Linked DNA regions of Homo sapiens: region 2 is linked to region 1. A link is a contact called in ENCODE Hi-C or POLR2A ChIA-PET data. All regions are on one chromosome and are shown on one strand. The core of a region is the stretch at or near the end of the contact, and the rest is flanking DNA. Distances in the headings are between cores, read along the strand shown. Region 1 overlaps MAP2K6 (mitogen-activated protein kinase kinase 6). Region 2 has its middle 25 kb from the start of LINC01483.

What was found. A loop is a pair of places that touch in the nucleus more often than their neighbours do. ChIA-PET counts read pairs that join two places held with the same protein, here RNA polymerase II (POLR2A). Pooled maps may share reads with other maps.
Region 2: a map of gastrocnemius medialis shows a loop between it and region 1 (2.4-fold over the local background). The contact joins two enhancer-like sites. A Hi-C loop is called at or near these places in 8 of 168 maps with a recorded cell type or tissue (Caco-2, HCT116, IMR-90 and 5 more) and 15 of 50 pooled maps. POLR2A ChIA-PET finds 5 or more read pairs at or near these places in 6 of 52 experiments (GM12878, HEK293T, OCI-LY7 and 3 more).

Annotation. Positions count from the first base shown.
Region 1 is chr17:69,524,624-69,527,323 of GRCh38, reverse strand. MAP2K6 (mitogen-activated protein kinase kinase 6) reads right to left here. Exons shown (of 12, transcript NM_002758.4): 9 at 2,346-2,423; 10 at 615-754. Among named protein-coding and RNA genes, the nearest start is that of MAP2K6-AS1, 40 kb to the right of the region's middle. Within about 2 kb of position 1,308, at least 2 of the 41 ENCODE cell types and tissues checked have a DNase peak (open chromatin) inside an H3K27ac peak, as active enhancers do; they include gastrocnemius medialis, where a contact is called at or near this core.
Region 2 is chr17:69,567,887-69,570,586 of GRCh38, reverse strand. No RefSeq gene overlaps it. Among named protein-coding and RNA genes, the nearest start is that of LINC01483, 25 kb to the left of the region's middle. RefSeq lists an enhancer at 990-1,491. Within about 2 kb of position 1,351, at least 10 of the 41 ENCODE cell types and tissues checked have a DNase peak (open chromatin) inside an H3K27ac peak, as active enhancers do; they include gastrocnemius medialis, where a contact is called at or near this core.

The sequences.
Region 1 (2,700 bases), core at 59-2,558:
GCAAGTATTCAGTAGCAACCAAGGTTCTACAAGACTTCTGGGGACCTAAGAAACACTCTCAAACTACCCACTATCTTCTCACCGAAAGTAATTCTTTGCCTCTACTTCCTATCCCCAGGCCTCTAGTGGGTCCTATCAGCTTTCTCTTTATGCTTTAATCAACATCAAATTGCTTAAAGCTCACATAAAGGAGTTTCTTGCTTTCGTGACATTGTGAATGATGTTCCTTCTGTTTGGAATATGTTTCCTTTCCTATTTCCCTTTTGTCTGGAAAATTCCTCTCGTGATCGCAGCTCCAGATTTATCTCCTCCAGAAAAGCCTATCCTGAGGTCTTCCCTCTGAGTTCCTTAAATCGCCTATGCCCCTATCTCTATCACTGGACTTGCCACATTATACTATAATTATTCATTTATGAGACTTCTCTACTTGACTTTGGGCTCAGTGAGGGCAGGGAGTGTGATACGGTCATCTTTGCTTCTCCAGCAGAGAGGGCATACTCCACAAATGCTTTCGGAATGAATGTATGCATGATGGATTCAACCCCGATGGAAGAAATTCATGAGAACTCATCTTCTTCTTTCACACTGACACTTGGGAGGTGAGGCTGTCTTACCACTGTGAGGTAAAGTCAACAAACTCTGCAGAGAACTTGTCTGCTGGGAGTTGTGGCGATGGCTCCTCTACCACCTGTTTGAGCTGCTGAAATGGAGTTCCCCATGAATCATAGGGAAATCGAAGGATGGCCAACTCAATCTGGAGAAAAGAAGAAAAAAGGAGACAACAGTTTCAACAGGGCTGCTTTAGGGAATCACCCACGTTTCATTTGTGGATAGACAGCAGGAAACACAAGGCAAAGTTCAAGTATAAGTCCAGGGGTAGGGGGGCAGGAAATAAACTAATAATTTGTTCTCTAGCAATTTTCCCCAAATTCCTAGTGCTAGGGATTTTTAAATATTACTTACTAGACACAGCCACTTAAGCCTATCTAAAATGGGGACCCTCACTAAAACCCACTGTGGCACTTCATAAAAATTGTAAGCCAACCGTATTAAACTTCAGGATGTAAAGCTACGAGGATTTCAAACGTTTGGTCTGACAAGTAATTCCCAGCCTAAGATCTTTCCAGAGCCGAGCATCTACTGCCACCTTCAGGTCCCTTGGTGAAATGACAGGGAGAAAAAGCAACCTAGAACCAAATGACAGATCTTTTTTTGGACTTGAGAAAAGGCCACTTTGCATTACAGGATCATGTGCTTTCTGGGCAGGCAGGAGAAATAACTCATGGGATTTATTCAGCTGCTGTGCCTGGGGAGGAGCCAGGACCACAGTGGATAATTCCAGACCTTGGTGATCCACTGAAAATGTATGACCACCAAAGTTATGAAATTTACAATCACCAAAGTTATGAATAAGTTATGAATAAATCATATAACTTTAGGGCTGTGTCTAAGGAAATCATCCTATTGGTTATCATGTATTGAGGATATACCTGACTGATACGGTTGGGCTGTGTCCCCACCCAAATCTCATCTTGAATTGTAGCTCCCATAATTCCTACATGTTGTGGGAGGGACCCAGTGGGAAACAATTGAATCATGGGGGTGGTTCCCCCATACTGTTCTATGGTTCTCATGGTAGTGAAAAAGTCTCACGAGATCTGATGGTTTTATGAAGCATCTCCCTTTTCACTTGGCTGTCTCATCTCATTCTCTCTTGTCTGCCGCCATATAAGATGTGCCTTTCACCTTCCGCCATGATCGTGAGGCCTCCCCAGCTGCATGGAACTGTGAGTCCATTAAACCTCTTTTTCTTTTAAATTACTCAGTCTTGGGGATGCTTTTATCAGCAGTGTGAAAACGAACTAATACACTGACCTGATCAGACTTTGACTTCTACTTCTCCAATAAAAATATCCTGGGAAGCATAGTCTATGTCCTGGATAACACGGCCCTATCAGGGTTCACGCACATTAGCATTCTTTGCACAGCTTAAGCTTCTTGCCTTGGCTCGAATAATTTAATTTTAAACTATAAGGAATCTGGTCAGATCCTCTCGTTTTACAGAGGAGGATAGGAAGATAGTCCATGTGACTGTAACAATTACTCAAAAAGGCATACAGCTCGTCAGAGGTGGAATCAAGAGAAAGATTGGTTTCCCCAATCCCATATCAGTGTTTTTATTGTACCACAATACAAACAATTATTACTCAAAATCTCCTACCAGCTCAGCAGGAGAGGGCGCCCCAAACCAGCATTTAGGGCATTTGTTTCTTGAACCCAACGTCCACCTCATTCTAGTTTCATTACCCACAACCTCATAGTTCATGATGATTGGCATACACTACCATCGTGATGCCCAGACTCCAAATGTCAGACTTCACACTGTATCCCTTCTGGTTGAGCTCTGGGTTTATTCTTTCAGGCTGGAAAGAAGACAGACAACTGAGAAACTGGGAAGACAATTGAGATAACGTTCTTAGCTCAATAGTCTCTGGGGATGGGGGTAGCACCAGCTGCCAAGTGAGTTGTTATAAGCTGTTAACATGCCACCAAGGCCAAGAAGACCCGGTTAACTACAACAAATATCAATGCCTCCGTGGGGTTTCCCTTCTTCTGTGTTTGTCTTTTCTTGGACACAGTAATGGATCAAGTTCCTTTCATAACAAATTTAAAATTTGCCTTAAGAAGAAACAGGGTATA
Region 2 (2,700 bases), core at 102-2,601, 43 kb before region 1:
GCCTTGTGCTGGCCTAGTGGAACTTCTAACTCATTCCAAGATCTATTAGGTGACTTCAGGTGACTTTAGGAGTTACCAGGAAGAGGGGGAAAAATATGATGGTAGCCTACCTACACAGGTGTGGTTGAAAGTACCTGAGTCTGGGAGTCAGAAAAACGATAGGTTCAAATCCTAGCTTTTCCGTTTTATTTATATTAGGCAATCAGTCCTTTTGAACCTCAACTTCTCACCTATAAAAATGGAGAGAAATAAAACTGGTCTCTCACACTAGTTGTAAGAATTAAATGAAATTACATATAATCATTTAGTTACCAAGAAACAATACTGAGTAATACCACATGCCACTCATGTATGATAGTAATTTTATAACTGTTAATTCAATTCTTATCATATGTCAGCCACTGAGCTGGCATATATTATTTTACTTAATCTTTAAAGCAACCTATAGAATTAGCCTCATCTTACAAGTGAAGAAACTAAGACATCTAAAGGCGAAGAAATCTGCCCGAGCTTGTACAGTTTCACACCAAGAAAGCCTGACAATAAAATCCAGGTTCGACCAGTACCCTGGACTCTTCCCTGTGGAACAGTGCCTGATAATTGATAAGTGATTCATAAGTATTTACTGCTTCTGCAAGAGGGTCTGTTTCTTATTTTTAAAAGTTAAATCTAACTGATACTTTACCTATTGTTATTTGCCCCTGGAATACAGAGAAATCTTTATAGGAGAAGGAGGAAGAGGAATTTACAATCTGCTCCACTGGTAAGTATCATGAGCCACTGACAGGTTTTCGCCCTCCCTGGGTGCAAATCACAGTAGCCCTTCATAAGAAATACTTAGAAAGGGGCCGGGCACGTGGCTCAGGCCTGTAATCCCAGCACTTTGGGAGGCCGAGGCGGATGGATCACCTGAGGTCAGGAGTTCGAGAGCAGCCTGACCAACATGGTGAACCCTCCCCACGACTCTACTAAAAATACAAAAATTAGCTAGGCGTGATGGCGGGTGCCCGTAATCCCAGCTACTCCGGAGGCTGAGGCAGGCGAATCGCTTGAACCCGGGAGGCGGAGCTTGCAGTGAGCTGAGATCGCGCCACTGCACTCCAGCCTGGGTGAGGGAGCGAGACTCCATCTCAAAAAAAAAAAAAAAGAAGAAAAAGAAAAGAAATACTTAGAAAGTTGGTGTCTCATATATTATTCAGTTAGGAAGTATAGCGTCTCCCCTGCCGGCTTCACTGTATTGGTACTAGAAATGCCAGTGTTTGAAGACGGCTCAAACGCCAGGTACTTTAATTCGTTCTTTCGTTTGCCTTCGTAAGACACAGCGAAATGTTCCTGCGTCAGTGGATTCAGGGAATCCTGTGTGTTTTGCTGCCCCCTTGTGGCTATTTTAAATGTCTCTCAAGTGATTTATAACCTGGATTAAAATTTTCCAATTCAAACTCCTCACGGCGGAAGGTTAAGTATGCATTCTTGGTACCATTGCCTTTGATGTAAAACATGCACATACACTAGCACACTGAATTTTAATTTATCTCTGAATGATAGAGTTATGGCTAAATTCTCAACTGCACTTGAAAGAGATCTTTTAATTCAAACTTCCACAAGGTAGGATATTACTTGTCTCCAAAGTTTAATATTGGAGCTTGATCATTCACCATATTACCAACATAAATTGACCCCTGTATACAAAGGGACAGGAGGAAGATTGTAAACTTACCATTGTGTTACCTGCTTCCTAGAAAGATGTTAAACAATTTTAATACTTTAAATTGAGAGAGAAGAGAGAAGACCACACAAGACACAAGATACAGTCATTTTAAAAGGGTTTTTTCATCAATGCTGTGGAGATGCCAGAGATCGCAGCCACAGCTGAGAAGCGGATCAAGAAAGGAAAAAAATAAAACAGGAACCAAACTGATCAAAATATGCCTAACTTTTTAAGAGAAATATTTATTGGATAGTTTAAAATCAAGTTTGTTAATTTAAACATTTATCAACCCCTTCACTCCAGCTTTTCCGCGCTCATCAAAGAATTCCTACATAGGAGCCTTAACATTAAAGGGTTTTTTCCAAGAAATATGAAACAGATAAACTAATATTGTAAGGAACTACAATTATATACTATGAAACAATAATCAAACATTTGAAAAGAACTTTTTGCTGTTCCATTTTCTGTCAAAATTTACTCTCCTCCACTTCCACTTAAGTTAGTAAACTCTAAGTTTTGAAATAAATTGCCTTTGGATTAGCCAAAATGTTATAAAGTATAATTATTAAGGTGTTATATATTAACATACTTCATATATAACATATATGAAGTCTATATAATACCTCATATGCATTATATTATATAATAATATAATATATATCTTATATAGTATATATCATATATAATATAAACTTCCACAATGTAGAATATTTCTTTTCTCCGAAGTTTATTACTATATTATATATTGTTATATATTATATATAATAGCTCACATATAATACATTATATATGAAGTATATATTAATATATATCTATATATTTATGTCGTTATATATTATATATGAAGTATATAAATAATATATTCTATATGTAATATAGTTATATCATATATTATTTATATAACTAGTCTAATATATTAAATATTAAGCATATGTTAATATATTATGTTAAATAATATATATGATTATGATTATTAAATAGTATATTATATA